6 separate regions of the Homo sapiens genome follow, and regions 1, 2, 3, 4 and 6 are each linked to region 5. The links are chromatin loops, found by intact Hi-C in ENCODE. Cell type or tissue: GM12878. All regions are shown on one strand. Links, peaks and the distances in the headings refer to the core of each region. The heading gives the core; the rest is flanking DNA. Region 1 overlaps LINC01221 (long intergenic non-protein coding RNA 1221). Region 2 overlaps LINC02789 (long intergenic non-protein coding RNA 2789). Region 3 overlaps LINC02789 (long intergenic non-protein coding RNA 2789). Region 4 has its middle 64 kb from the start of LINC01222. Region 5 overlaps LINC02789 (long intergenic non-protein coding RNA 2789). Region 6 overlaps LINC02789 (long intergenic non-protein coding RNA 2789).

What was found. Peaks named below come from ENCODE experiments on the same cell type or tissue, not always from the same donor. Only the 100,000 strongest peaks of a DNase experiment are listed, where the experiment ranks them.
Region 1: it touches region 5 in a loop (4-fold over the local background); 2 of 110 quality-filtered maps call a loop at or near these places.
Region 2: it touches region 5 in a loop (5-fold over the local background); 3 of 110 quality-filtered maps call a loop at or near these places.
Region 3: it touches region 5 in a loop (4-fold over the local background); 4 of 110 quality-filtered maps call a loop at or near these places.
Region 4: it touches region 5 in a loop (2.6-fold over the local background); 3 of 110 quality-filtered maps call a loop at or near these places.
Region 6: a loop joins it to region 5, with 2.2 times the contacts of the local background. A loop is called at or near these places in 2 of 110 quality-filtered maps.

The regions. Positions count from the first base shown.
Region 1 is chr1:199,039,048-199,044,443 of GRCh38, reverse strand. LINC01221 (long intergenic non-protein coding RNA 1221) reads right to left here. Exons shown (of 3, transcript NR_126351.1): 2 at 2,772-2,888. Among named protein-coding and RNA genes, the nearest start is that of LINC01222, 23 kb to the right of the region's middle. In GM12878, for the core only: no CTCF peak of the experiment used is centred there; a DNase peak (open chromatin) is centred at 2,713.
Region 2 is chr1:199,241,014-199,246,409 of GRCh38, reverse strand. All of the region lies in intron 3 of LINC02789 (long intergenic non-protein coding RNA 2789), which reads right to left. Among named protein-coding and RNA genes, the nearest start is that of LINC02789, 95 kb to the right of the region's middle. RefSeq lists enhancers at 2,637-2,726, 2,747-2,856, 2,897-2,996. In GM12878, for the core only: a CTCF peak has its summit at 2,774 (motif pointing right); DNase peaks (open chromatin) are centred at 2,739 and 4,070.
Region 3 is chr1:199,224,046-199,229,441 of GRCh38, reverse strand. All of the region lies in intron 3 of LINC02789 (long intergenic non-protein coding RNA 2789), which reads right to left. Among named protein-coding and RNA genes, the nearest start is that of LINC02789, 78 kb to the right of the region's middle. In GM12878, for the core only: no CTCF peak of the experiment used is centred there; a DNase peak (open chromatin) is centred at 3,092; H3K27ac peaks cover 779 bases.
Region 4 is chr1:199,079,811-199,085,206 of GRCh38, reverse strand. No RefSeq gene overlaps it. Among named protein-coding and RNA genes, the nearest start is that of LINC01222, 64 kb to the right of the region's middle. In GM12878, for the core only: no CTCF peak of the experiment used is centred there; a DNase peak (open chromatin) is centred at 3,246; H3K27ac peaks cover 491 bases.
Region 5 is chr1:199,170,471-199,175,866 of GRCh38, reverse strand. The region is part of intron 3 of LINC02789 (long intergenic non-protein coding RNA 2789); the gene reads right to left. The region is part of intron 1 of LOC107985243 (a long non-coding RNA gene); the gene reads left to right. Among named protein-coding and RNA genes, the nearest start is that of LINC02789, 25 kb to the right of the region's middle. RefSeq lists an enhancer at 2,272-2,321. In GM12878, for the core only: no CTCF peak of the experiment used is centred there; DNase peaks (open chromatin) are centred at 2,306 and 3,017; H3K27ac peaks cover 2,740 bases.
Region 6 is chr1:199,271,740-199,277,135 of GRCh38, reverse strand. All of the region lies in intron 3 of LINC02789 (long intergenic non-protein coding RNA 2789), which reads right to left. Among named protein-coding and RNA genes, the nearest start is that of LINC02789, 130 kb to the right of the region's middle. RefSeq lists an enhancer at 3,662-4,861. In GM12878, for the core only: no CTCF peak of the experiment used is centred there; DNase peaks (open chromatin) are centred at 3,095 and 4,245.

The DNA.
Region 1 (5,396 bases), core at 927-4,926, 130 kb after region 5:
AAAGGCTCTTTGCCAGCTCTTCTCCAGCTTGCTCTAGACCAGACAAAGAACTTCATTTAAAGTACAGCATGAGAAATGATTCTGATGAAAGGATTTGTTAAATGCTGTTACAGAAGTCAAGTACAAGGTCCTCAAAGTCATTAATCATAGAATTTAGATTTACTCATTCATGGTTGTGTCTTAGTCCTCCTTGTAACTTAGATTTATTCCATTTTAGTGATTTTATGTGGTTTACTTTAGAAAAAAATGCCTTAATGATCCAACTGGACCAAAATAATATGATCATCTTTAAAAGCCATTAAAATGACATTCAAAATCTAAAAGTGAGTGAATCAGTGATCATGAGGACATTCAAATATTGCATCTCAGGCCTCATAAAATCCATTGATACCATATTTTTCTCTAAACCAGAAATATTTAGGCCAAAATGGTTCAAGCTATTTTGATCATTTATTTTTTTTATCTGGTCTGGGACCCTGGGCCTAATGTCTTACTGAGTAAAAATCAATTGCTAGTAATTATACTAGAATAAGTACACAATATTGGAAATCAGAAAACAACCTGATCCTTGAGCCAATCTTCAATACGTTTATGGTGCTGAGTCTTACTTTCCTTAGCTATAAAATAAGAGGATTGGACTAGATTCCTACAAGTGGTTGCTCCCATTTTAATTGCTTTAATCCTAGGAATCTACTATATTTAAAAATCCAAAAGAGCTGTATTAAAGGACAGTGTGACAATGTGAATATGGACGTTGTAGAGAGTTTCAGACAAGTCTTAAATGTTTACAATATAGCCATCCTGCTACATAAAAGTTTGTCTCCCAGAGGATATATCTAAATCATTCTTTGGCCTGCCTTAGCTCTGGGAGAGACTAAACAAGCATCATGCATGAATTGTGCATGCTTGTAAAGCACACAGAAATATGTTATTAGAAAGTAGTATTTAACCTAAATAGAAAATCAGTAAAGTAGCATTTTAAATTATCTTGTAGCCTGATGAAAATTCAATTAGAACATGACACCCAAACATTTAGGAAATGAAGAAGTTTTCTAAGTACTTTAAAAAAGGAAAGAGAGATTGACTCTTCATATTTTCAAGAAGTAATTGGGAGAGTTATGTGAACTGGAAGAGGCCTCAGATGTGAAATGAACTAGGCTTCATGTAAATGAAAGGTATAATGATGGCTAAAACACGTACAAATCAGATAGCACCTGCCTGAAGTACTTAGACCGGGGAAAGAAGGAGAAGAAAGAAGATAGTGTTCAAAATGTTTGCTTAGATATTGATTAGAAGGTGAAATGTCAACTGGGCTTTCTTGCTAGACTGGGTACCTAGCAAACGCGATCCCATGAAATAGGCAAAAAGAAGTAAAGAATATGCACATCAACTATTTTATGTGACATGGTCTCAAGTTAGCGATTGATATACTAAGAGTGTTTGCCTTTGAGATGTTTTTCCCCAGTAATAGTATCTAGATTGCTTGAAGAAATTACTTTAAGTGCTTTAAGAAACCACTTAAAATCTGATAAATTCACTAGATGAATAGAATAGAATGAAAGACCAATGAATTATGCTTTTAATGAATTTATTGCAACTTTGTTGTCATTTTCTACTTCACACTTCTTTTTACCACGTATATTTTATAGCAAAAACACACAATTTTTCCGTGTGGGTGAGAATTTGAGTTATAGCCACAATATTATTGTTGAAGTATGTTTTTCAAAGTGTTTACAATAAAATGACTCTGGTAGTATGTTACAATATTGTGAAAGAATAATAATAATGATCATTAAAAGCAAAGTAATGAACAAAACCAGAAGCCACAAAGAAACCTTTCCAAGAGAGCATTTCCAACATTTTATATAAGGATGAATATATTCTTATATTTCCTTATATGGAGAATAATATATATGACATGCTGGAAGAAGAATAAAATAACTTAAAAAAAGAGAGAACGAACCAAACACAGAATGTACTTATTTTTGTTACTGTTCAAATTATTATGATGGGAGTTGCACAATAATGTTTAACAAGCACAAGCTTCAGACTCCATCACATCTGAGTTCAAAGCCTAAGCCCTAGGAGCTTGGTCAAAAGCCTCAATCTTTGTGAGTCTGTTTGCTCATCTATAATATGTGGATGGCAGTTCTGAGCTTATAGAATTTTCATTATAATTAAGTGAAATCACAAAACCAAATCAGTTCCTCTTAAGTGAGAAAAAGTGGCAAACTTTGTTGTTACTATTTTAATATTTATTATGAATATTTATACTTACTACCTTTTTCAATATCTATAATTAGACAATAAAAATATTTCCATTTTAAGGCATTCAATAATAGCTCTGTTAGCTTATAAAATGCTTCCTTGAGTTTCTTTTGGTTTGGTAAACATTTTTTTAAAAACCTTCATTGAGATTGCTTGGTTTTCAATATGATAAAGTGTAGGTCTCTATTTTAAACATCTTTTCTGAGAAGATAAGTAGCTATGTGATTTGCAAAATGCACAGCTTGTAAGTCTTGTAACTTTAAAATATTTCCCTTCTACTCTCTGCCTGCAGCCCTTCATCTCTCCGTTTCTTGGTCACCAGTTGAGTACAAACTCTCTGGTTTTAAAATGTTATCTATGTAAATTCTTCTGCCACAGCTGGACAAGATGCATTCAAGAGTTTTTCTGTTTCCTGTGTGGTGAAGCAGCTTTCCCCTAACGACTATTTCCCATCAGTACCACAAAGACCTACCTTCTTAACCACTGTTTCAACGGTTTCTTACCACTTCCACCTTTCTGTAGAACATTTCATTTGGAAGGAGAGTCACAAATACTTGTTCACTGGGCTGTTCAGACTGATAACGTCTCTTGGGACTTGAACATTGATGCACAATTCTCATCTGGAAAAAAAATTCAACTGTCAAACATTGGCAAAGAATACCAGAAATGAAAACAAACTCTTTTCTGTCTTAGTGTCACCATAAGATAATTTGTTTTGCTCTCTTAGAGAATAAAATTCTTTACCTTTTTTCTAAAAATCAAAGTAAAAACATTTCATTATTTGTCTATTTTGCTTACTTTAGCAAAAATTTTAATACATTTGGATTCTAAGCATGTGTTTTACTGATAAATGCATTAAATTGTTATTAGAAACTTTAGACCTAAGAATAGAAAATCAAATGAGATTGACAAACATGGTAACATAGGCTTAATTTTTTAATAAGGAATGAGAGAATTCTAGTACTTTATTCTAATACAATAAATAATGTCAAGACTTTTCTTTACATGTTCAAGATTTTTCATCTAAAAAAAGACCCATGTTAATTATTAACTGCAGAAACAAATTATAAGTATTATGTCTACATTTCTTATAAAGAAATAATATCTTAATATAGCCTTTAAAAATCATAATTATTTTACCTGCTCATTTGTAAAATACTAAATGTATTTGAATTATTTTTCATAAATTAAGGAATTATAAAAGTTTAACTGTCATTTGTATATTATATCTTGATCTTTTCATTCATTTTTATTTTCTGGATTTATGGTCTTTGTTCTTATGGTTTTCATTCTGTTATATGTTTCCAAGATATTTTCAAATAGAGTTTTAACTGAGTGATGCTAGATTAGAACATTTTCTAGTTCAAAATATTTGATGATTCAATAACATAAATTATGTTATGGCTCAAAATTACCCCTCCCCTCAATAAGCACACACTGATAAGCAATGACATGTGTGGAATAAAAATGACAAGAAAGTATGGCTCTGTCTCAACAAAAGGCAGAACTGACAGCTAATGTTTGTTATTGCTCTAAGCACCAGAAAGTGTGTACTAAAGAATACTAGGTTTTTAGACTGTGAATAGGTGTTCCACATACAACTACAGACATGCCAATATCTACTGGAATAAATTGGATAATTTCTTGCTGAAATAAAGTTAAGTTGGTATCTTTACACAGGTGTTCTCATAGACTTTGATGTGTTAACACTGTGAACATTCCAGAGAAGGATATGGCACAGATCTCTTGAAGCACCTCCTAAAACTATGAAAACACCCTTCGGCTCTATTAATATGTAAAACAAATATTGGCAAATTGTTGATTAAGAATCTGCTTATGCTGTTTTTCTGTACATTTAAGTAACCACAAATTGTGTTTTTTCTTTCACAATATGTCACTTCCTTTCCATTCTCAATGTCCCCACCCTAGTTTGGGCTTTTGCCTCTCTCTGCCCACCTCTAGTTTCTCTTCTTGTTCCATCCTATGAATTTAATCATATTAATCTTCTTAATGCAGCTCTAATAAGATCACAAATTTCTTTGAATATTTGCCACAGTTTCCTTTATGAAGAGCAAAAATCTTTCAAAATGTAATCTGATATGCAGGGGTATCTATAATGCAATCCCAACCAACTTTCTAACGTTTTTTTTTTTTCAAATGGCATTATTTCTTGACCCACCTGTTTGATGAATTGACCTGGTCACCAGTCATGTCAGAGATTTATTTTCTCTGATCTTTTGATCACATTAGTCCTTTGTCTGGAATATGCTCAACCAGCTTGTTCCTATTGAGATCCAGTGTAGTCCATTCCTTGGTTCAAATTGAAATGAAATTTCCAGCATGGAACTCTCAGATTCTTCCAACAGGACAAAGCCTTCCCCTCATCTGAAACTCCATAAAAGTTTCTTACAAAACTTTTGAGGTATATATCACATCTGTGTGTAGTTGCCTCAGTTGCCTGTCTAAACTGTGAAATGGTTTGGGATAGGAGATAGAACATCAGGGAGAGATTTCTGCTAGGAAGTCCATGGCTTTAGGCAGTGGTCAGTTATATATGAAGTGGGTGCAGGGGCATTCATCTGATGAGTTTATTATTCTGATAAAGTAAATGCTAAAACATTTCAGAATCACTTCTTTAAGAGAAGAGCTACAAGATACTCATATTACCTTCGGCAAAACAGCTTTTATTATTTTATCCTTTTTATACTTTATTGAATACACCAAATTTAGAGTGTGTTTTCCAAATATTTTATATGCCTTCATATTTGCTTTTATTCTTTGAACAGAAGATAGAAAAAAAATTCCTCTGTCCAAAAGAGTACATCTTCTTTTCCTCCTTTTACTAGTGCTATTGCAGTCCTTCAAGACCCTAAACCATGCTAGCCCCAGATAGGTATGTTAACCTTAAAGACAGCGCCTAGGAAATTCTTGAGTGCATCACATCTAAAAATCTCTATTTATGAACATTAGACATTATTGTGATTTTAAAATTTCCCTAAGGCAAAAAATAAACTAAAATATTCTAAGTAGAAAATAAATAAATACATATAAATAATTTTACATTAAAGCAATTAAGAAAATTTCTCCCTAAGACAGCTGTAATTTCAGGGCAACTGTAGAGCCCTACC
Region 2 (5,396 bases), core at 686-4,685, 70 kb before region 5:
TCTGTGCCTTCCCTCTTAGATAATGATGCACTAGCTTCTTCTACATTACCTGACATTTTTCTAGTAAAAACAAACTTCCCATTGATTAAAATTCCCTTAGAGATGTTTTTTAAAAAACGAGTAAGTTTAAGTGGGTGTTTCTCCCATTTTTCTCCAGGTGGAGTAACTACATTGATAGGCCGTGTGGCTTCAAGGTAATGGCATTCCAGCATGTCAGGTGTTGCTATGGTGCTGAGAATCATATTCACAGGCTTCCTTTTCATGACGTCTTCATCTCTGATCTTAGATACACTACATGCATTGCTAATTTACTCCTGGCTGCACACAAACATCTGCATGTTCTCAGTTTTTCTCTCCCCCTACCTTTAAGAATGCCCATCATTCTTCATCTTCAGTTATTAATGTAACTCATTATGTGCTTCTCCAGCTGTCCTCAAAATGTATGCTGAATAAGACATGAGGAGGGAAGCTTAAAAAAATAAGATAGCTTTTCCAATCTAGGCAAGTCATTAGATGAATGTAAGTCAGAAAAGAGAGGAAAATTTTCCATACTATATAGTTGGCTTTGCAGTATGAGATGGATAGAAAGATACAACTTTATTCCAATATTATTATCGATGGTCACATACATTCAGTTTCAGAAAAAGTTTCTACATTTCAAGTGTGTTTTCTAAATGATGGGATTAAGTAAAGAAGATTGCCCCCATCCCCAGAATTCTATAGACTTATAGTAAGCATTATAACTGTTACAAAATGTCTAGATATTAAATTCAGTCATTTGCTTTCAATTGTATTTTTTTACAGATATATCATTGGTGAATACACATACATGTATCACCATGAATGATAATGGCATCTAATTTTAGGTGATGATTTGTTTCATAATATTTCACATATGGGTGCTTTACACAAAAATATTAAAGAACTAGAAAACATAGGACTTCTCACTGCATTCTTCATTATAATGTAGTATATTACTCTTATGTATGACAACCATCAACACAATTGATGACCACATATGTGGTATAATTTCACTAGATATTTGAAGACATCAGTATCTCCCTGCTGTCTTTCCTTACCCAATGGTTAGGACCAGAAATTTCAGTGTTGAACTCTCTTATTTTCCCCTTTAGTTTGTCTTTCTTTCTATTCGTCTTCCTTGTTTCTTTTTCCTTTATGTCTTCAATTTAATCATTTACTTTTAAATTCTTGTTTGTTCACTATTCATTTAATGAAAATCAGGGACTTTGCTAGGAATACAAAGATAGTACTAATAAAAGATTTTATATGTATTCACCTATAAATTCTACTGGGAAGATTTTCACTAATCTGAGCGGGTATCAGTAACTGACTCCTCAGTATGACCAAAGCACCCAAAAATAGGTTTAGAAAAAGGGTTATAGAAGAATGTGAAGGTTTTGGATGGCTGAGTACGAGAAGGCATACCAAATATGGCAACAAATAGAATTCTAGGCACTGAAGATGACAATCAATTTCACCTGTTTGTCCAAAATTGACTCCATATTAGAAAAATCTAGATCATTTAACATCATTGCAACCATTTCTTCATTTAATCATTTTTCTAAAAACTTATACATATACATTCCCTCCAGGAAATTTCAGTTATCCAGGCTTAGTGCACAAATATTTAGATTTCTTGGCAAACATTCTTTTCTTTTATTCCTTTTTAAAATGAATATTTATTTATTTATTTATTATAGAGACAGGGTTTCACCATGGCCCAGGCTGGTCTGGAACTCCTGAGCTCTGGCAATCCACTGGCCTCGGCCTCCCAAAGTTATGGGATTACAGGTGTGAGCCAACACACTCGGCCACAGACATTCTTTTCACACAACATAACTGTCTCATGTCTATTTATTTCTAACAATGACTGCATTGTTCCCAAATAAAAATGCCTAACTTACCATCTAGAAAATATCACTCTAGCCCTTTTGCTTACTTTGCAAAGTTAAAACAGTATGTTGCAAAGATTGACCAGGACACAGATTGGAGGATGACTTGGAGAGAACAGAAACTGGAAACGCAGAAGCAATTGAAATACTCATTTTTCAGACTTAAATGCCACCTCTTTTCATCCTATCCTTGTCTTCCTTTTGTCAGGCAGATAGGAACACATATTTCTCTAATTTCCTTTAGGACATGGTGAGATAGATGTCAAGCTCTCTTTATGTTTTGTGTCGATATTCTATTCATATTTATTTAACTATGTACAGTTGTCCACGATCTACATCAGAGGTAATAAAGTATTAATTTTACACTATGATAGTGGTAAAGGAAAGGAATTTATAAGTGGAAATGAGTTTGGGAAAGATTGTGAAGGAAGGATTGACAGAATTTGATCCCTGATTATATGCCAGGTGGAGGGTAGGGAGAGCAAAGTTTTATAATAAGTTTTATGCATAATGTCCTGGGAAAATAGTGGTACCCTATGAGCAGAAGTGGGGACAAGATGTTTGTTGGGAAAATCTTAATACCGATCTGGACACAGTCAACATTTGGCAGAAAGGATTAATGGACTATTTGGGCAAAATTCAGAAATGGAAAGCTCAAATAAGATTCCCCATCGTCAGGTGTCCTTTTTTCTCACCCGGAAGCCGGGAGGAGAAGGATCCATGTTCAAGGCTCTCAGGCTTTCCTCTTTCTTCAGCAGAGGCCGCAGCTGCCTTTGCTCGGCCCCCATGGAAGCCTTCACTTTCGCCTTGGTGCCTGTCTGCAACATCTGAGCAATGCCCAGATCCTCCTCCAGATGGTGCTGCTGCCTCCTCCACTGCCACAGGTGCCCAGAGCCTGTGCTGCAGCCATGCCACTCCTGGTGCTGTGGACAGGGCCTGGGCGAGCTCTTAGACCATGAGGTGCTCTCCCGGGCCTCTACTCCTCTACCCCTTTGGGCCTCGTAAGATCCTCACGGGAGCCCTGGAGAGCAGGCTGAGGGGAGGGTGAAGGCCCTGACAGGTGATGACTTCTCTGACCAGATAACTGGGCTCTTGACTTTACAGGGGGCTCTAGAGCCCCCCATGTGACCCCAGCTAGGCTCCCTCCATTTTCCCTGCTCCCACATGACCTGGAAGCCATGGCCTCCCTCCTGAAGTAGGAGCTGGGACAGATGGAAAACTTTTACTTTGATGTCCCAATTCCCCCACCACCTATTCCCATGGCCACCACAGCCACTGGCAATGCCTCTCCCTCTCCCCCTCCCCACCTTTGACCTTCTCTAACCTTCTGCCTTGTATACCCTTTGCAGGCCTCTCCTGCCTCAACAAGCCCTGGCAGGGGAACGGGCTTGATGCCCTTGTCCTCACCACAGTAGCCTCCTCTCCTTCCACCTAGCCTTCTAGCCTGGTCTCCTACCCCAATCCTGACACCACCCAAGGGTACCACATGCAAAAGAACAGAGACCAGAGGCTCTGAGGGGACCACTAGAAGAACTGGGCAGAGGGGGAGGCCCTGGGGGACAAGGGCCATGTGCTGGAGTCACAGAGCAGGAGCTGAGGGAGAGAGCTGAGTCAGCCAAGCTGGAGCTTAGGAAGTCAAGGATCTGCTCACCAAGCCAGTGGACTAGTTTCCAAACAGAGGACCACCACAGCTAGGTGGGCAGGGCAGGGCTTTGTGTTGTAAGGGGAGCTGGTTTTCAGCCCTGACTCACTTTTGGTTTTGTGTTGAGGTGAGAGGGGCCCCTCTATCATCCCTTTGTCTCCAACTTAATTCCTACTATCACACCCTTGCCTTTTTTGGGGGCAGGGTAAGCAATGTCTGACCGTTTTGCCCAGGCGTGTCTCAAACTCCTGGGCTCAAGGCATCTTACCTCTGCCTCCCAAGGAGCTAGGACTACAGGGTGCATACGCCCCTACCTCTGGTTTTATCCATCTCTCCTCTCCTGTCCCTTTCTGAACGTGGTTCCCCTTCCTTCCTCAGAATGGTGGAATGTTTGGCCTCGGTCAACATTTACACTACTCAAATAACCCAGGAACTAAGGTACACAGGGACTGCAGAGAGCAGGACAGAGCTTGGAAACTTGATCTCTTGAAATTCAAATCAGTGGTTTCTTGCAAGTTGTTTTTGGTGGGTTCTGGAGTGGCTGTGGGATAGAATAAGGAAGTAGGGCCAGGAAGCTATGCAGATTTACTATGCAAATGAGAATAGGAAAGCTGCCTGGTTATGTAAGTCAAGGAAGGTTGTAAGTCAAGGAAGTAAGAATGGAACCCAAATAATGAAGCAGAAATTCAGGCCAAGTGCCCTTGGGGAACTACCTTTGGAGAGGGAGCCAAAAGATGGTCAAGTTCACAGAGCAGGTGAATATACAGGCAAATGAGGAGAAATGGGCAGGGTTGAGAATGGCCATAGTTGGAAACTAAGTGTTCATTTTAACTTTAGGAAATCAGCATTTTTTAAGGTGATGGGGTAGGGGTCTGCATCAGGTGCGAGGGTAGCGATGGATCCTTTGTGAGATTATGAACAGAAATAAAATGAAGAGTTTCTTTTTGAGAAAAAAATCAAATTATAGCAAAAAGGATTATGTCAGGGAGTTTTGGAGTGATAAACTACAAAGAGTTATCTTCAGCTGTTAATTTCAAAGCCAGGTTCTGTGAGTCCCACTGGTACAATTAAAAGATACCTAAGTCACAACTACAGAGAGATGGCAAATTGTATATTGCAAGCTCACAGTATACTAAGTGGTAGAATATGGATTTGAAAAAAGATAATTTTGTGTCTGAATGATGACAGTTTTATTGTTTTTGAAATTTCTTTAAAAATTAGTAAGCTGTGTGTATTATGTAGTCTAAGCTCTATAATCTTTAGTTGCTCACAAGTTTATATTATGTGAAAATATTTTTTAAAATTATTACTTGATAATATATTATTAATATTATTAAATGAGAATGCTAGTAGTTTAAAGCAATCTCAAATGTTTAGATATTAAACCCTTTATAAATTGTAACTTCCCATTTAAACAATTAATCCTATAAACTTCAGCCAAAAAGTTTTGTTTTCCGTGTAAAGGTTCTTGGTTGCAAATGGCAGAAACCAATGCTGCTTATCAGAAGTAGTAAAGAAAAAGAAAGTTGAAATGATGTATAGTACCTTGCATAACCAATAGAAAGGCAAGAGAACACATTACAGAAAATTGTGTTAGAAATAATTGAGGCTAGGCACCCAAGAAGTCAACCATCCAGTGTCACCACTATACTAATGCTGACTTATTGCTCCCAATTTCACCACTGTCACATAAATAATGTCTGTCTGTCTTTTCATCTATGTAGCCTTCCCTTGAGATTTAAAGATTTGGTCAAAAGCCTAAGCCACATACCTGTCCTTTAATTAACAGGGAATAGATAGAGAGAACCACCTCCTTTCATTTGATTTCCAGAGTGGGAGAT
Region 3 (5,396 bases), core at 896-4,895, 53 kb before region 5:
ACCATTGAAGCAATAGTTTCTAAGTTGAATTTTTTTTCTCTCCTGATACAGCATAGAACACACTCACATATTTTTCATGTTACTTATAGTCATCCTGTAAACTATGTCTGCAAAATGTTAATGAGATTTCTTCTTATCTGGGCCAGAGTCTAACATGTATGTGATTTCCCAAAGAGGACTATATAAGCCAAGTAATTTGTGTCACACAAATATTCTCTGGAGTATGTGAAGATAATATTCCAGTAGGCCCAAGGGACAATCCCAAAGGTGATTTTATTAGAGAGGATCTCCCAAAAGATGCCAGACATTTTCCTCCCTGTTCCTGAAAACCTTTACCCTACAGCTAAAAGAGAAATGCTGAACTAGGAACCAACATTTCACGAATCCCCACACTCTTTCTCTAAATTTGTGTCTTGATCACTGTACTTGTGAACAATCCAGTAAAGGTTTCTCTGGATTTCTAGCTGGCCTCACCTAGTTTCTCCTCTGTGCACTGATTTGTTTATTGGTTTTCAGATGTGATTCAGTCTCTCCATCTTAAAAATAAATAAAATGTAAATACACATGTACGTAACACTTTGCTTATACTACTTACACCTCAGGGTATACTTGTAGGTCTTTCTTTTGCTTTAATGTCAATCTTCTATTCATGAAATTTTTGGATTCAACTTTGATTTCTCCATTTGATTCTTATAAGTGTTCACTCCTTCACAGACCTATCTTTTTGTCTTCCAAATGTTCCTTTAACCTATCATTTTTTGTCGGGGGGGGGGGAATTCCCTAATGCTGTGCTTAAGAGAATAATATGACCCCCATAAGGTTAAAAAAAAAACCAAATAACCAATTGACTCAAGAGAATTATCAGATGTTACAGAAACTGCCACTAACCAAGCACTGGAAAAAAATATATATTTGTGTTTTTTTTTTTTGTCTTTTCTTTTGTATTCTTTTTTTATTCCTACTTTTTTTTAATTGCTGCAGCCACTTACACATCCTTGTCCATGCCCAACATATAAATGCAAGAATAAGCATGCATTTTACAGAAAAGGCATCATTACTACACTGTCTGCTTTCTATGTTGTATCAACTATATTTATAAACAATTCTGTACTGTGTGAAAAAAATTTGGGTCCATATTATCTCATTGAATTGTGGGCTCTTTCTGTATTTTTAATTGAACCATGTGAAGAGGAAATATGACAAGTTGACCCTCCATGCCAAAATTTTTGTTGGAGACGATCACATAGTGAATAAAGTTTTACTTTTTTTGAGAGGTTTAGCAACAATGGTAGCCCAGCTCAGGCAAAAGAAGGAATAAAATAACCAATTTCTTTTCATAATGTACCCAGAGCTTACATATGAAAAGGAATAATAAAACCAGAAAAATAAACTTTTAAATTTCTTCTTGATACTTCTTTAAAATATTGCAGTGACATTGTATGTAAAGAAGCTTATGTATGGTAGGATGTAAGTTATTCCTTCAGTAGTTTCGAGTATTTTCTAAAATGTTTTTATTATTTTATTCAGTGATAATATGACTAATTTCCTTTACTAAAAATTAAAGAGTTAGCATAATAGTAATTCCATTGTAATAAGAAAAAATATTTCTTGAAATCATATATGTTAAAAATGCCTCAAAGGCACAAAAGAAATTCCACAGCATGAAATTCTCAAATTTCAAAATGAGGATGCATGCATCTTACGTCTTACGCTGGAATTTTCATTCGCTAATCAATTATGCATAATTTCTATTCATCATGTTCACAGAAACATTTTTCCTGCAAATAGTGAGGCAGAGACCAGGATCTCCTAAGTTTACATAAATCAAATTTTGGCAATTATAAGGGATTTTGCTTGGTCTGAGACTGGTCTATGGGGTTTTGCCATAAAGTCTGTTCACAGCTAACAAAGGAATTTTTCGCTTGTAAATAATAGGCCAAATACAAGCCCCCATGAGCCTTTTCCATTATGTTTCTTTCTTGAGGCTGTTCATTCTGTTTTCTTTTTTCTATGGTTGGATTTGTTGCCATATAAAATAGCAGTTTCAAACATTCTTTGTGATGGGTAATCCTATTAGTTTGGAAAAATGATTTTCCTGAAATTTGGAAAACAGGATAATTTGCCTCTTGCCACTTTTCACATATGCCATTATTTGATCACAATACTCTTTTTAGTTGCCATAAAATAAGAAAGGCTCTATGTCTTTTTTAAAAAAAATGTTCTTTTATTCTAACTTGGAAGCCTAATTAGTCCAGATTGTATTAAAATGCCTTGTTTTTGCTGCTTTTGTCAGAGAAGAGTTAGAACATGATGCCTCTCTTGGTAGGTCACAGACTGAAGAGGCCTGACCCAGGGAATCAAATGTCTGACCTGGCCTGACCCTAACCTCTACTTAAAATCAAGTCTTTACTTTTATTTAAAAACAGAGGTATACTTTCCATGTATCTTTTTTTTCTCCTTGTCCCAGCTGCTAAGAAGTACTCGTGGCTATTCATCTGAGAGCTCAGGGTGGGAAATTACATTTTCCAATCTTCTCAGTTTGGAGAATGGGCTCTGGGCTTGATTTACTCATGTTTACTTAGGGAAAATGCGACTATATTGTCTAGAAATTTTATGTAAGAGAAAAGCAACCAGAAAAATTCAGAATTAGATGAATTGTGGGTTTTCCTTCCACTGCACATGAAACATAAGCAATCATTTATTTCAAATGAATACTTAACACTGAATTAAAAATTATTCCTGATTGTGTTTTAGCAATTAGATAAAACATTTGGCTGACATATTAAAAAATTACAGTGGCAAAACATTTAAAACAGTATCAATTTTCTGTTGGGAACATAGGAGGTTGGGTGAGCTCCTCTAATAATAATACCATTAATCACTCTATGGTTTTGTGCTCTCACTTCTTAGGCAAATGATCAATACCCTTAATTTTAGGCTGGCTTTTATTGTACGGCTCTGTGATTCTTTTTTTCTCTGTTTGTGTGGTTCTTACAGTAAATTTAATTTATGACTGTGTAGGGTGATATATCCTTAGGTCATATCCTGTAATCTTTCATGTGGGGAATTCCCACGGAGTTATTCTGTGAGATCTGATGGCAGACTCTTTTGCTTTTACTTTAAACATCTTTACTTTTTGGGGGGTTGGGGGTGTGGGAGGTTTGCTAATTCAGTGCATTCCAAATTATAATGTACAGAGCTTTTATTCATTCATTCAGTCATGTAATATAACTCTGCAGACTTGAGTAGCCACAGAGGTTCCTTCTTATTCTAAATTCAATAATTTGTACCTTTGAAAATAAAAACTCTTTAGGGCCTCACAAGCTCAAATTTTCCCACTGTCTAGCTCTCGTTATCATAGCTAGCTTATTTTAAGAAAAGAGCTAAGTTTTCTTTTGTAGTCAAATCTTACTAGTTGTGATACTCAGTGTAGTAGCCAAATGTCAGCCTTAATGGTAACACGGCTTTAATTTTTTAGAGTAAGGCACATTGTTGTATTGGCATTTTCAAATTCAAGTGCAGCAAACATAGTCAAGTGTAGTAAACATACCTCTTCAGCCTGTGATGCTTTTGCTATGTTGATTTAATCACAAACAGCAAAGAGAAACACACTAAAAATCTCTTTGAAAATGGAAGTGAGTTTCTAGAAATATATCAGAATAATGATTTATTTTTCAGTTGGTCTATGTGACGTAAGTTAAAATGCAAGTAAAAATTAAATCTAGATGCGCATGCCTTGATTTAAAATTATTGAAATGTTCAAAATTGAAAGGTTCTTCAATTTGTGAAGTACATGAGGTCTGAGCCATGTATAGGACAATTTAAAATTATACAAGCTCTCTAAACTTCCCAGAGTGCTTCAATTTGGACGTTATCAGGGTTCCAGGAATGTATAATGCATAGAAATTTGAGGCTGCTGAAAATACTCTTTTTTTTTTTTTTAAAGAGTTCTTCTCTTGTGTTCAGACATCTGGGCATGTGCAGACACTGAAGAATAAACTGATGTAAACTTGTTTGAGTGCTTCAATTTGTAAGTGATTCGAAGAGCCGCCCAAATCACTCAGCACATGTTCTAATGGTTAGAACTGCCACATTCAACAAGTAGAGGGAAAGATGAAACTAAATCTTCACCAAGAGAAAAAAGGCTAATGGCTCAGGAATTCAAACATTTTCAAAAATATTTTACAATATTTTAGGAAAGATGACTTGAAATATGGCAAAGACATTATTAAAGGAGAGAATTCAATTAAACTTTTTGTCAAGGCCTCCCTTATGTTAATTTCACACTGTGCTATTTGTGAACTATACTCAGGCAGTCTAATTGACTTACTGTCCCTTGAATGGCCCACATTTGACCATGTTGATGTCTTTTTGATCTGTTTGCTCTTGCTGGTAGCTCAATTCTGAAAATAGATTTCATTTTGCATGTCAAGTCACTTCTCTTACTGGTGGTTGCCTGGAGTGCTGTGTTGAGAATTCAGAAGTCACATTAGGCAGTAAAAGAGGGTCATAATTAACGTTGCCACCATGGACAATGGAATGACATTTGGGATCATAGAATTTTTGTTTTGTTTTGTTTTTGTTTTCCCTATTCATGTCTTGTTTTCCTTCAAGATTCTGTTCAGGTAAGACTCAAGATATCCCAAACATGTCTAATTGAAGTTTTTCAATATTACAGCCCTTGATCTTCATCAATACAGCATTTTTACCCCTTAAACTTTTAAATATTGAAAGAATGATTAAAATTTTAAAATTCAATTGATGGTTGTTTTATTTTCTGTTTCAAGAATGTCTCATATTAATAGATAATAATAGAGAATTTCTACATACACTGATATAATGGACCTTCCTGGTCTTATGTTTGCCCCTTCTTAGCTGTATGACTTTAGGAAAGTCACTTTACCTCATTGAATTCCATCAGCTTCATTTGTTGAGGAGTTAAATAAGGTCCTTTCCCACTCTGAGCTGTGAACTTCTAGTGATAAAAGTGGGATCAATGAGGCACCTATCCTTGGATACTGAAATGTCAGATTGAAACATAAAAATGGTAATATTCCTGAGTGAAGTGGATCCTCTCAGCATCCTGGAGAAACTTCCCTAGTCAAGTCTGGAATTTCTGAGCTATTGTTCCCAATAGTGGCAGGTGTTGGGCCAAATATTTGGCATAATTTTAGAGGCTGCATGGGAACTTTTAGTTCTTTTTCTAAATGGTCCCTGTCTATCAACTGGTGCTGATAATTGTTTAGGCTGGAACAAAAAATTTTATTTCCCAAATTAAAAGACAGGAATGCTGAATAGTAGAAAGAACAGATGTTTGAGGGGCAGAAAGACCTGAATCACTTCTCTATTACTCATCATTTTTATAAACTTTCACATGTTTCATAGAGTCTCTGAGC
Region 4 (5,396 bases), core at 893-4,892, 91 kb after region 5:
TTGCACATATTGTTTTATTGTCTTCTTTGTCATTCTTTCTTGTTCCCACTTCTCCCCTTCATCTTAGCATTAAGGTTTTCTAGCTAATCTCTCTCTGACTTAGTGATGAGGTTCATTGCTAACAGAGGGTCATGATCCCCATCCCAGATTTGTTTATCACCATAAGACTTGAAAAAAAACACCACTGATAAATGTACTCACAGCATTATATTCCTTTACAAAATACTCACCATAAAAATATTTAAACGTTGGATAAAATGTTGAAAGATCATTTTGTGTGCTTTCACTAGCTGACTGAGAGACAAAAGTCACTGAAGGAGGAAATTCCAAGTCTTGCTAAAGATCACTCTGTAAATAATAAATCTTTTCTTAAGTCAGAATACAGCATTCTATCCTTCATGAAAAATTCTTACCAAGTTAAAATTTGAAAATCATTTTGTGTGTAGCTTGACCTTCCTTGTGAATGTCATGACAGGCATCTATTACACTAAATTGATAGCTTGAAAAGTTCTGGATCAACATCAGGCAAACAAGAACAGGAATAGACTTTATGTAAGGGCTTGAAGGAGAGACCATCACAGTCTGGCCTACCCTTTCTCTCCCCAGCAGTTTTAATTACATAGTATAAATACATGACCACAGAATCTAAATACATGACCTGGTAGGAGCATTTCTGTGTAAAGTCTGTGGTCACAGGGACAGATGGCAAAGCTTCCAATTGCATCAGCTGTCTCCCTACTACTCAAGAAAAGGCGCATGTTTCTTGTAAAACAACATGCTTTCATCCTGCTGGGGCAGGGACTGAGGAATGAGTGGAAATCACTTTTCCTAGTTGTCACAGAGCCCCAAGAGTGATATAGGTAGACTTTTCACCCTCTTGTGCTTATTCTTAGCACCTCACAAGAATCAAAGTTCGACAACTTGGCAGCTTTGAAAAATGTCATAAGTTGCTTTTCAACTATATTTTCTTTTTCTATGTCTGAAGTGGAAGAAAAGTAGCTGGAAGTAAAATACTGCATTAAAATTTTTTTATACCTTAGTAAATTAATATATTCTACTTATATGGACATTTTAAAAATGAAATGATTACTAGGGAAAATATATGCTGAATCATCTTCAAAACATTTGCACTTGTATTTTTTCACATAGATACAAAACTAAAATAATTTAATATGGATTTGTTTAATACAAACTAAGAGCTGATGTGTTCAGAGATAACACTTGAAACAATGTCAAGGTTAGAGGACATAATCCAGATGTATGTCATCATTTACAAAGCCAAAGCCAAAATTATCTTGAAAATTACAAATTTGGTGGGTTATTTTTAGTGTCAGCCAAGAGGAAAACCCAGGGTTTGTACCATAACAGCAGTGCTTAGTTTTCATGAGTCTGGAATGTAGTCATCAACCCAGCTGAAAATAGGCAACAGCATCAGTGTGTGCTAGAACAGAGACTGCATTGCAGTTGGTGTGTGTGGACAAAGACTAATTCTTAGTATTGTTGGAAAGAGTGACTGCCACATCACAAACTGCTACTGTTCAAACTTCTCAGAAGCTGCATGCAAAATAAAATAAATAAAACAACTATCCAGCACAAACTTTACACAATACCACTTCAATTTCAATGGCATCCCATCATTTGACCAGGATAAATAGGTTTCATATTTGTAAGTATCCATATTTTTAGATTCAATCTATGAAACCAAATATTCTTTAACTAATGGGATAAGATGATGTCTTCTTAGAGAGGAAAAAAAAAAAAAAAAACAAAACACTTGAGCTCTTCTTCTTACCTGAGAGAGAGCTTTGGAAACTCTGGGACTAAACAAATGAAGACAGTACATTGATTTGTTTCTTGTGAAAGAAAAAGCCAGGGGAACTGCACAGCCACAGCATGGCTCATGAAAACCTTTAATCTATTATGGAACTAAGACGTGGTCTTGTTTTCTCCTCAAGCAGCTACAGTCAGTGAAGCTGGGACTCTATTTGCTAAGACAGGAGGAGATAATCTTGAGGGACTGAGTTGGCAATGATCAGAATTCTGTAGGACTCGAGGCCAGGTATGAACAGTGGAAACTGAAAATGCCTTTGACCATGATGCCACGTATACATTGAAGACCTCCTTACATTCTCCTTTCCCCTGGGAAGAGGGGAGGTCAGCCACACTCAGCTCTAACAAAGTCCTTTTGAAGCAGTTGGAGCTGAGGCTGTGGCCACTGACCAGCCCTGGCTATGATGATCAAGCCTGTTTTAAATACGCTAGTGTCTTGGAATTCCTGGTTGTTGGAGGTAAAACAATGATGTCATAGACATATAAAGAAATATGATAAATATAAAACAGGAATGATATGATTCTGTTTTGTATAAGTAAAAAAATAAATTTAAATTATGCGTAGCAAAAGAGAATATTCTAATTAAGAAAAAATAAAAGAAAATGAGAAAAGAAGAAACTCAGAAACTATAGATTGGCTTGCAATATACATATCCAAGTTTCTGCTTGGTGCTTTTCAGTACATTATGTCATTTAGCCTCTTAATTGTTGTCATACCTTTAATCTAATTACTAAGCTGATTTTCAGCAAATAAAAAACTCAGAAAGGTTAAACAAATTGCCCAAAGTAATAGACAGATAGATAAATATCATATAAGAAACATAAAACAAAAGCTATGAGTATCAGAAATGAAAGAGGAAAGTTGACTTCAAATGTCAAAAAAAAAGAGATACTAGAATTATTATGAATCAAAGATACTCCCAAGACATAGGGTAAGGAAAGAGTGACTATGTAAATTTACAAAGAGAGATTGAATTTGAAATTGGAAAATAGTTGGCAGAATGTTGAGGGAAAAACATGAAAATTCAAGGTATGACTTTCTAGAACACATAAACAAGGACTTTTCAGAAAACTTAACTATTGGTGTCATCCTCAGAAAAGCACCAGTCCTCAGGCCCAAGACATAGATGCTACATATGGTATCCCTTAAAATGAAAGAATCCTAAAAGTGGTAGTTATCTCCTAGTTAAATTCTCCAGTGCTTTTATTGAAGATCTACCTGAAATCTTACCCATTTAACAACATTGCTATATTATTATCTCTTAATACTTATTTGTAAATGGAAATTGAAACATTTAGTCTTGAGTTTTGTCAAGTGTGGTGAAACTGGGAGTCTTATTACTTGTAAACATTTTAAAAATAGCTTGGGAGTGGGTTTGAAATTGTTAGGTATGCTTTGCTGACTGTTTTCTGGTTATTCCTCCTACTAATTTGGTGCCACTAATTGCTGTAGGCTTCTATTATTAAAATGTGGTTAGTGAAAAGGGTTATGAGTTATGTCCACATTTTGCCTTTGAGATTGTAGACAGTGAATCTCAGTAGATTATAAAGGGTAGTTTTAGTCATCTGGTGGCTGTCATAGTGAAGCTGTTTCTCATGACTTGCATACACATGTGGATAGACTTTTTTAAAGAATAAACTAAAATCCTGAAACAAAGTCATTTTCAAGGGTTTCAGAAAGGTTGGTAAAATGACAAGAGGGATAAGAATTTGGTAGCTAAACTCTTTCTCTGGTCTGAATACTCATTTTACTACTACTAACAAATTCTCCCTTACTTCCTGGTTCTTTATTTTTATTTGTCCATTATCTTATTTTCTCACTAGTCTGAAACCATTTAAAATGTTTTGTGGGCTGCATCATGCTTTCTACATAAGTATGTCATCAAATATGAGAAGAAGAATTCTGGAGATTAACAATAGAGTGGCAATGGCTTATTCTCTGAATCTATTTAAAAGGGAATGTTATGATCTATTTCAATGCACAAAATAATAAACAAAAATTGGAGCTTGTTTCAAAATCGGATTATAAAATTTAAAGACTGTGGAAGAAATGTCAAATGCATACAAGTTTTAAAATTCACAGCAAATGTATAGCTTCATTTTGAAAAGTGCAATGAATTGAGAATCTATACATGTTAAAATAATGAACAAATAACTTTTTCCAGGAGATGTCTAGAAAAATGTCCACTAAGTACAAGCTCAAAGTAACTATGTGAAAAAAAAAAGGAAAAGAAATACAATATAGTAGTTGGAAGAAATGAAAACCACCAATACTTTGGATGCCTTGGGTTCACTTCCTTTTCATATATTTGTTTTAAAATCAATCTGAGAGTATGGAAAAGTGTGCAAAGGCTTGATTTGGTGTTCAGAAGACAAAATCTCAGTGACATCAGAGACTACCACACACTTAGAGTGAGAATGATGAAGGGGCAGGAGGGAAAAATTCGGCTGCAATCAAAATGAACCAGCCACGGAGGCTGTACGTGTTTCTCAGATTTCAAGTAGTTCTAATCCTGAGGAGTAAGATGACGCCTAGACTAGTTGTATTGGTAAGTTCAGAATCACTCTACATTTATCATCCACACACCTGTACTTGCACAAGAAGAGTTCAAAGCTAAAAATTCTAGAGAACAGAAAATAATGAATGTTATGAAGAGGCAGGAAAATACCATGTTTTCTGCCACTATGTAAAGAATGGCTTAATTAATGACAGAAATTATCTTTAATTAATCATCTATTTCCTGTATTGCAGATTTCAGTTCTGTTTAAGTCTTCATGATATAGTGACTGAGGTTAATGCAAGAAGGTTACTTATGCTCAACTCCTTTCTTGCAGTAAAGTGATGAAAAGAGACGTGAGTCAATCACTGAGGATTTTTAAATGTTGATAAAATGGTTATTTGCATGTGATATTGAAATGCAGCAGTTTAACCATAAACTGAATATTCAAAACAAGGAGGCAATTGATCTGAGAACTCAGCAACATGCGTTGGTTATTTTCAGATTTCTACAATGTAATAGGGAAAATGTGTGACTGGTGTTAAAGACAGAATGATGAGGCCTCTGAGCATACAAATAATTGAAATGAGCAAGAGTCTTGTATCAAAAAATAGATGGAAATTTGACAGGTAAACACTAATGAAAATCTGGTTTATATGAAGACAATGTATTTGAGTTCTGCTGATTTGGCAAATAAGAAAGGTTAAATGGGGATACTTTTAGTTTTAGGCCATCTGATCCAGATAATGATCATTTTAAAAATCACAATGATCAACATTCCATAAACAAAAGGCAGCACTAGATCACTAGGTATATTAAAAAATGTAGAATTAGTTCAACTCAATATCACTACCTAAAAGGTAATCAAATAAAGTTAGAACTAATTTTTTACATTTAAATGAATATGTTATGAGCTAAGAGTGACAGAAAATTGAATAAGAAATAATTTTAAGACTATAAAATTGAATGAATTGTGTAATATTTAAAAGAGGGAGTGGCTTAAGCTGAAATTTAAGTGAGGAGTGAACTTCATTTTATTAGCAAATATTTTTAAAAGGCTATTACATG
Region 5 (5,396 bases), core at 572-4,571:
GGCAACCACTAATATACAGTCTTTTTTTATAGATTTAGCTATTCCGGACATTTCACATAAACTGAATCATACAATATGTAGTCTTTTGTGACTGGCTTTCACATCATATGATTATTTTTAAGGGCCGTTCATGTTTTAGCATGCACAGCACTTGATTCTTATTTCTTTTTATCGATTACAAATTTTCAATTGTATGGATATAGACATCAGTTATATATCCATTCCTCAGTTGATAAGACATGTGGATGATTTACATTTTTTGACTGTCATTAATAATGTCAATATGAATATTTATGTGTATGTTTTACATGGACATTGTTTTTATTTCTCTTGGATATACACTTGTAAGAGGAATTTTTGGGTCATGTGATAACTCTATGGCTAACATTTCAACGAAATGTCAGACTGTTTTCCAAAATGCCTGTACTTTTTTACATTCCCACTGCTATGTACAAGGGTTCTGATTTCTGCATATCCTTGCCGACACTGTTCTTGTCCGCCCTTTTTATTGCAGCCATTCTATTGAGTGTGAAAAGTTCTGTTACTGAGATTTTGATTTGTACTTCCATCCTGTCCAATGATATTGAGCAACTTTTTATGATATCATTGGTCACTTGTATACCTTCTCTGGAAAAACATGTATTCAAATATTTTGCTCATTTTCACTTGACTTAGTTGTCCTTTTTATTACTGAGAGGTAAAGATTCTTTTCATGTTCTGAATACAAGTTCCTTATCAGATATGTGATTTGCAAATATTTTTTCCCATTCTGTGGATTGTTGTTTCACTTTCTTGATGGTATAGTTTGCAGCAAAAAGTTTTTCATTTTGATGAAGCCCAATATATCTACTCTTTCCTTTTTTCACTTGTATTTTTGGTCTCATAATTAAGAAACTATTGCTGAACCCACAGTCATGAAAATTTACTTCTATGATTTCTTCTAAGAGTCATAATCTCTTGACTTTAACCTTAACATAAAAGATGCAATGAAGAAGGATTTTTCTGAAGGGAAAGAAGGAACAATAGTAAAAGTAAAGACAAGAAATAGGAAAAGAAGTAAGGAAAGATGTTATAGATCTTTTGAAAGCAGGGAATTTGTTTATGTAGTGTGGTTTTGAAGCTCTAACTGATTGGACTTTCCAAAGAACAACTAACTTGCTTTTAAAGCTCCAGGGAACTTTAGAGATGAAGGACTGGGACTGGAGCTTTTCTCTCACTACTCTTCCTGCCAACCATCTGAATCAGGGAGGAGCATAAGATATAATGCTGGCCCTTGGGACTGGGGCTGAGGCTGGGGTGGAGCTGGAAATAGAGATAGAGCTGGAGGAAGAGCTAGAAATGAAGCATAGGCTGGGGCTGGATCTGAGGCTGGGCTAGAGCCAGAGCAGAGGCTGGGACTGAGTTTAGTACTAGGGTGAGGCAGGGTGGCCACACTTGCCCAAGCATGAGTCTCTTCCTCTCCTCTTGTATCAGTTTTCTAGGGCTGCTGAAACAAGTTAACATAAACTGGGTGGCTTAAAACAATAGAAATGTATTCTCTCAGTCCTGGAGTCTAGAAGTCTGCAGTTAAGGTGTTATCAGTGTTAGTTCCCTTTGGAGGCTCTGAGGGAGAACCTGCCCCATGTCTCTCTCCTACCTTTTGATAGTTGATGGCAATCCTTGGCATTTTTTGGATTATAGATATATCACTCCAATCTCTGGCTCCTTCCCTCTGTATCTGTGTTTCTGCGTCAGCATTTTTCTATTTGTAAGGACATCATTCGTATTGTATTTAGGGCCCACCCGAATCCAGCATGCCCTCGTATTAACTTGGTTACATCTACAAAGAGCCTATTTCCATAAAGGGTAAATTCACACAGGTTCTAGTAAATTCTGGGGAGACACCATTCAACCCAATATACCTCTTTGGTAGGTCTTTTGGAAACTGAGCTCATGTCCCAGCACTTGCAAATATGAAAGGAGCAGGAAAGGAGCTAACCAACAAGAGGACAATGCTAAGACTTTTTGTCATGACAAGACCCAATGTCTATCCCAAGCTTTATGGAAATAACATTGAAAATTATTATCATATTTTACTGTATTAAAGGAACTAGATTGTATCTTGTTTTGTTAGAGAACCACTTGAACACATTTTATGTTTCTCTTCCCAGTGCTGGCTTTCACTTTGAATGCTTTAAAAGTGTCTGACTTCACACTCTGAACAGAGCTACTGGGAGTGTTTTAGATGCTACAGAGTGACCTACTTTAGATTATCTAAACTTGAGGTGTGAGAAAAAAATTAAAATCAATTTTGGTAACTAAAAGGAGGAAGTAGAGGTATAGAAGATCACAGAAAGCTGTTAGTTGCACTTTCATGCTGACAGTCTGTGGGAAGATCCAAAGAACCATCTGTTTGTAAAGTCTCTAGGCATGTTTTAACAGTCATGCATACAGGCAGCCTTAGATAATCACCACAAAAAAAGATTCTATCACACTGACATCATTTAGGAGTACTAATGGTATTTGAAATCATATAAGAATAGGCTTAAAAATGAAAGGTACACATAGTCATGTCTAAAGTACTATACCAAATTGTTTTTTGAAGTCTGTTATGAACATACTATTTGAATACATTTTTGATGTTTTATTATGCCCTATCATCTTCATCTACTTTTATGGTTAGCTTTTTATGGTTCAATTCCATTCTGTCTCCTACTAGAGCTTTTATTAGTCATGAGAGATGAGGCTATACTAAAAGAACAACCTCAAAAATCTCTATAGCATAAAACAAAAGATTTTGTTTGTACTCCTGCAAAGTTCCGTTAGTGGGTATTCTCCTTCATTTGGTGTGTTGGGGTAGCCTTAAGGATGGCCCTACAGTCATCCCTGACTCCTTGTATTCATCCCCTCTATATCTCCTTGACTCATCTTGTATTCTTGGATATGGACTGGACTTATTGACTCACTGCTAATGATTAAATACTCAGAAATAATAGGTTGCACTTCCAGTAGTAGGTTATAAAATGACTGTGGTTTTCATCTTGAGAACACTTTCACACTTTCTCCTGAATCACTTACTTCAAGGAAAGTCACCTGCTGTGTTAGAAGGGAATCCTGTAGAGAGGTACTGGTTGCAAGGGACCAAGGCCTGCCAGCAAACCTAAGTGAGCTTGGAGGTAGGTACTCCCTCACCACAGTTGAGCCTTCGGAGGAGACTAGAGTCCCAGAAAACAGCTTTGCAGTAACCTTATGCAAGAATTTGAGCCACAGGCCCCTAGGTAAACTATGCTACGGTTCTTAACCCACAAAATCTGTAAGATGATAAACATCTGTTTGGGAGTAGTTTGTTACACAGCAATAGATAGGTAATATGTCTGGTAGCTTGGGAATCCAGGGGCTTTCCACTTTGTGATTCAACCATAGCAACATGAGACTTCAAATTTGCCCTCGTGTGGAAAAGAGATCTTGGAAAATCCACTCTTGAATTGACACACATCATTTGCACTTACAGTCCATTGGCTAGAACTAGTCATGTGGCTCAAACCTAACCTCAGGGAGGCTGGGAGAAATAAAGGAGGGCATGTAATTCTCTGTGGATATCACTCTCATTATCACATTTGCTCCATCCCTTGTCAGACATTAAATCAACAAACACTTTGAAAATTGCAATGTTAAAAAAAAAAAAAGAAAGAAAAAACATTTCTCAATCCTGTCACCTCATTAAGTTAAAATCCCTAGTTATTCCCTTTATTGCAGTGCTGCTCCTCATAAGAGACAAGTCCAGACAATCTTTCTCTCCTTGCTCTATCTCTATACGCTGCTGAATCCTATGGACTGGACTTATCTGACTTCTACCTTCAAATCTAAAGAATATGATTGTTGAAGATTTACAAGACTTTTTATATTTAAAAAATGAAAAATCTTTTCTGAAGCCCTCATCCTTGACCTCTGAGGCTCTTAATGCAAAATTTATACCAATCTTGTTAGAATTTGTATTCCCTTTCAATTTTTGTGATATATTTTATTATTTCAGTCATTGGAGGAGTCATGCTGGTGACCATTCTATTAATAAATGCAGCATCACCTCCCATTCTTCTCCAATTATATTGGTTTTACTTATTTGGCACAAATATAAGCAGGAAAGGGGAAAAGTTACTTAACATGTCTTTAAAGCATATTTGAGTTATTTTACTTCCCTGATTTCCTGTCTATCAGATTCTAGGATTACTTGGAGTAACAGTAAAATTATCGTTCAATTATTAATATATTGTATCACAAACTATTAAATAGTAAGATAGATTTTTTCTTTTTTTCCTACTTTCCCAAATTTTCCAGTGATGATAATGAAAATAAGCTGGCATCATATTCCAAGAAACAGTGAAAGGTAATTAAACAATGACCTAAGAAAACTATCGGGGAAAGCACCTATTATTTGTCATAAAGATATGTGTTAGATTTACATAAACATATTTTATTATTTAATAATTACAGAATGTTTAATTGGTATATATCATGTGTTTAACATATCTGTTAAAATTGGTTTATTGAATCCAATTTGGTTTGTGTAAGTCTGAGGAAAAGAGTTCTGAAGGGGTATGCTAAGATATCTCCTATAAAAATGTTTCTGATATGACCTTTATATTTTTTCTTTTTCACTTTTTGTTATTCCTCTTGTCCCCTTTAGTATAGGGGCTCCCAAATGTTCTGACTTTGGCCTTATCTTCCAGTTCTCTCTTCCCTTAGTGATCACATCTTCACAGCTTCAAATGACACTGCTCTGGGTATAAGTGTCGAGTGTGAATTGCTACTCTTGACCTCACTCCCAAGCTCAGAGCCTGATTTCCAAGGCCTGCTGGCTGCCCTTCTGACATCTTCTACTCTTCACTTTCAGAACAGAATTCAAACCTGCTTGTCCTCCTGGTTTTATGTTTATGCCAATGGCATGATCCTTTTCCCAGTTACTAATATGAGAACCTCTGAGTCATCTGATTCTTTTTACCTCCATCTCCAGTAGCTACCCAGATCCTGCTAGTCTTGCTTCAGCTATAGCCTTCTCAGCTATGCCGTCCTTTCTTTGTCAGTGCCTTAGTTTGTCTGACGCCTAATATATTGACTCTCATGGAAAAGACACTTAATAAATATTTGCTTATTCCAAATCACTTTGCTTATGATCTACCTTTGTCCAATACATGGTATGTATATATATATATTTTTTTTTTTGAGACAGAGTCTTGCAGTCTCACATAGGCTGGAGTGTAGTGTCGTGATCTTGGCTCACTGCAACCTCCACCTCCTAAATTCAAATGATTCTTGTGCCTCAGCCTCCCAAGTAGCTGGGTTTACAGGCACATGCCACCACACCCAGCTAATTTTTGTATTTTTAGTAGAGATGTGGTTTCACCATTTTGCCTAGGCTG
Region 6 (5,396 bases), core at 692-4,691, 100 kb before region 5:
ACCATCAGATCTTGTGAAACTTACTCACTTTCATGAGAACAGCATGAGAAAGACCAGCCCCCATGATTCAATTACCTCCCACCGGGTCCTTCTCACAACACATGGGAATTTTGGGAGCTACAATTTAAGATGAGACTTGGGTGGGGACACAGCCAAACTATATCACTTGGTTTGTTTGTTTGCTTTTCATTTTCAAAACAGCTTTATTGAGATATCATGGAGGTATAAAAATTGCATTTATTGCATACATTGTGAAATGATGACTAAATTCCAGACAATTAGCGTATTTCACTTCTACATAGTTACCATTTCTGTATGTGAATGTGTGTATATATGTGGTGAGACAATTTAAGATTTATAATGTTAGGAAATTTCAAGTAAAAACATAGTATTTTTATTATTTAATTTATAGCAAATTTAATACTTATTTAACTATGGCTACCATGCTGTACATTAGATCTCTAGAATGTATTCATCCTGCATAACTAAAACTTTGTATCCTTTGACCAATATCCTCCCATTGCCCCTGCCCTCAGCCCCTGGCAACCGCCATTCTACTCTGTGCTTCTGTGAATTTGACTATTTCAGATTCCTCAAATAAGTGAGATCATGTGGTATTTCTCTTTTTGTGTGTTGCTTATTTAACTTAGCATAAAGCTATACAGCTCCATTCATGTTGTTGTAAATGGGTAGGTTCCTTCTTTTTAAAAACTAGACTGGTAGGGTACAGTGGCTCACGCCTATAATCTCAGCACTTTGGGAGGCCAAGGTGGGTGGATCACAAGGTCAGGAGATCAAGACCATCCTGGCTAACACAGTGAAATCCCATCTCCACTAAAAATACAAAAAATTAGCCGGGTGTGGTGGCGCATGCCTATAGTCCCAGCTACTCGGAAGGCTGAGGCAGGAGCATCGCTTGAGCCCAGGAGGTGGAGGGTGCAGTGACCCGAGATCATGCAACTGCACTCCAGCCTGGGCGACAGAGCAAGACTCCCTCTCAAAAAAAAGAAAGCTAGAGAATATTTCATTGTGTATGTATATGTATGTGTGTATATATATATGTATGTGTGTATATATATGTGTGTGTGTATATATATATATATATATACACATACACACACATGAATACATACCACATTATTCATCCATCATAGGACATTTATATTGTTTCTATATCTTGTCTTATGCTACAGTGAACCTGTATTCATATCTTAGTCAATGCTAAATAAACATTAAAGCGCAGATATTTCTTTGCAATCATGTTTTCAATTATTTTTAGATCTACACCCAGAAATGGGATTGCTAGATCATATGGTAGTTCTATTTTTAATCTTTTGAGGAACTACCACACTATTTTCCATAATGGGTGTACTATTTTACATTTCCATCAATATTGTACAAGGGCTTCCTTTTTGCCTCATCCTCACCAACACATGTCCTCTTTTGTCTTTTTGATGCTAGCCATCCTAACAGGTGTAAGGTGATACCTCATTGTGGTTTTGATTTACAGTTCTCTGATGATTAGAGATGTTGAACACCTTCTCATTTGCCTGTTGGCCATCTGGATTTCTTTTGAGAATTGCCTATTTAAATCCTCTGCCCATTTTTTAACTCAGTTATCTGTAGTTTTGGTATGGAGATGTATGAGTTTCTAATCTATTTTGAATATTAACTCCTCATTAGTTAGATGGTATACAAATTTTTCTCCTATTCTTTAAATTGCCTCTTTATTTTGCTGATTATTTCTATTACTGTGCAAAATCTTTTTATCAGAATCCCATCAGCATTATTTCCAGAAGTAGAAAATATCAGAAAGTTCAAATGAAACTATAAAAGATCTTGAATAGCCAAAGCAATCCTGAACAAGAATAAAGATGGATGCATCAAATTTCCTGACTTCAAATTATAAATTACAAAGCTGCAGTAACCAAAACAATATGGCACTGTCATAGAAAACAGTCACGTGAACCAATGGAACAGAATTCAGAACCCAGAAATAAACCCACACATTTACCCTTAACTAATGTTCTGCAAGGGTAGCAAGAACACACAATGGGGAAAAATGTTCTCTTCAACAAATGGTATTGGGAAAATTGGACACCCACATGCAAAAAACAAACAAACAAAAAAACAAAAGCACCAACAACAAAAAAAGGAAAGAAATTGGATCTCTATCACCATGCACAAAAACTAACTCAACGTGGATTAAAGATTTAAACATAAAACTTGAAATGGTAAAATTACTAGAAGAAAACATAGGGGAGATCCTTCTTGACATTTGCCTTGGAAATAATTTTCTGAATATGACATCATAAGCACAGTCAATAAAAACAAAAATAGATAAATCAGATAACATCAGATTTTTTTTTATTTTTAAATTCAGTATGCCCATAGGCATACTATGATGCATATGTGACCCTCATCCATTAGGTCTATAGTAGCAGAGTAAAGGTTAAGAACCAACAAGTGACAGCCCTGTAGCTAAAATGCTAATGTCAGGAGGCTAGTCCTTCTTTGTGCTAGACTGCACCATAAGTGCAGAGAACTGAATATGTTTGCATTATACCCTATGCCCCATTAGATTAAAAAAAATTCCCTGTGCTGTAGTTCTAGACTCCTCTGAGCCAAGTTAAGACTGTTAAATTTTTTTAATGCAATAAAATAAGTCCCAGACACAGAGAAAAGGCAATACAATTTCTCAGGTACTGAACTCAGCTGCCAATTACTTTGGACCTTGAAAGCAGCTGGACGGAGAACACCTGATGGGCTGTAGCAGGTGACAGGTGGCAGAGGGCACTGTAGATGGACCTGGAGGGAGCAGGGATCCAGGCTTTGGCTTTGGCCCAGCAACACCAGGCCAAGTAGGAGGAGACATTCTTAGTGCTGTGGTATCACTATCACCTGTTTCCCAGTGCTTAGAGTCTGGAAAAGGGATAAGCCCTTGCTTCTAAATGCATTTGTAGGTCACAATGTTTGCATTTGCAAATGTGATAAGCTCTCCCTCTAATCTCTATTTCTTGGTTCCCACGTATGTTCCAATTCTTGCTTGAGGCTTCCCTGTGGTGGGGTCTTACAATAGCTCTTACGACTCATATTCTCCTGTTTCAAAATAACTCAGCTCTCCACTCACCATTCCAACTATCTTTTGCAACTCAAATTACCCCAGGGCTAAACATTAAGCTACATATTAAGAGAAAGCTCATTGAAATAATTTTTACCTTGATGTGAGTAACTAATGAGGAGGCTATCTTGACTCTCCAGGGGCACTTGTGTTTCAAAAATGGAAATTTGTTAACTAAAGTAAATTGCCAATTAGTGGACAGTGTTGTGGTAAGAAAAAAAGGTGAAGGAAGTTTCCAGACTGTAAGGGAAATATTTCTGGAAAGAAAAACTTTCTCTCTGTGCATTCTCATTCCTCTTTACTCATACAGGTACTTACAAAATTTTAACTGTAAGTTTCTTGCAATATTATTATCATAAGATGAAAATATATTTCAACATTTTCATGGACTCTGATAATAGTCTCACTGACAATGTACTTTTTATTTTTTTTAAACATTTATTTTGTCTTATTTGTTGGATGTTATCTAAGTTAACTGAAGAACACTTCGTAACTTCCAAATATTTTTCTATCGAAAAAATTTGAGGCCATCTTATAGAGAAACAATATAGAGTAGTACATACAAGACTTCTGGTATTTTACAATTTGTTAATAATGGCTTAAATGTTTTTGCTTTGTTTTGCTATTGGAACTGTAATAACACAGAATAGCAGTTGGCATCAAGTTGGAGGCCTTGCCTTAAATCCAGGCTCTACTGCTTACTACTTATGGATTTGGGGCATGTTATTTTCTCCTATTTGTGCCTCTGTTTCTTCTTACTTACCTTGCAGATTCATTATGAAGATTAAATCAATTAATGCATGTAAAGTGCTTATCATAGAACTTGGCATCTTATAAAGGCTCAATAAGTGCTAGCTATATTATTGTTATCACCTCTATACCTTCTCTGTGCTTCCAAAAGCAGATTTTATTTAATGTTTAAGTCCTAAATGTTGAATATATATTATGTCACCCACAGAGAGGAAGAATAATCTGAGTCATGTAATTACAACTAAAAAAGTATCATGATCTACCCACAGGTACTTTCCTCTGAACAGCACCTAAACATTGTCTCATTTTAAATTTCTTGTCACTATACTAACAGTTTATAAATAAATACACAGTAACCTCAGAGGGAGGCCTGGCATGTCCGGTTTAGGCAGTAGCCAGCTGGGCTGAGGGCTGCTGGCTTTGGGTCAAGAGCAAGCGCCCCCATGCCGGTCATTAGTTGCCAGGAAATGCTTTCCTTATTAGTCATTATTGCCTGAGGATTTTCTAGTGATAGAGTGTTAATACTGTAAGAAATGCTATAATTGCATGACTAGATTAGAAGATATGTACTGTACTTCATTATTCTACTTTGAAGTCTACCACTAAAGTGATCACTTTGCCAAAGAAAAAAATATGGAATATATTTCAAAGAATTTTCAATGTAAATGTAGATTTAGTTGTACAATTAAGAGCAGAAACAAGTAAGCGGGACTAGTAAGTGAGATTAAAATGTTAGAAACATATTCTATCAATAAATGCATTTATTGAGAGCCTACTATGTGCCTCACATCATCCTAAGAAGAAGACATGGCCTGTGATGACACAGACATTTGACATTTACAATCCTGTTAGAGAATCAAAACTAAGAGGTATAAAACAATAGAAGAAATAGCACTGTTCGTGTCACAACTTTGTACTGAGATAAGCAATACTAATTTATAAAAATTGCTTGGCAAACAAAGTCATCTGAACTTAGACAAGGTATTTGAATATGGTTAAGCAATCGGCAATGCTATTTGAGAACTTTTAACCTCGACTTCAAATGTTCCACTTGAGAGCTAGGATTGCAGGCATTTCTTGCTGCCAAAGCCACTTGGTAACCAGATCTCAAAACAATAAAAGGCTAAAAAGAACCTATTAGTGCTATGAAACTTTTCTGCTAAGAAAACTTAGAACAGCACAGAAATTACCACACAGATACTCTTTGTGCAAAACTTTTTACTAGGAGTCACCAGAAATAAAGGTGCCCGACAAACATTAGATGAGTGAAGAAGGGAGAAAGAAGGGGTGTGGGGTGGCTAATGTCTACTGGCCACCTGGGCCTGCCCTCTACCAGGTTCCAGACAGCAAGGTAACCACGTAAACTTAGGAGGGACGGAGCCCATCCTACAAGGCTATTCTGGTACCATCTTGATGCTTTAGACCTTATTTTCAGAAATCCATGAGCATCTCTAAAATGGGTCTGACCTTGGGCTTTTAAAACAAATGTTTAAAAATTAAGCTAACTTATATAATACCATTAACG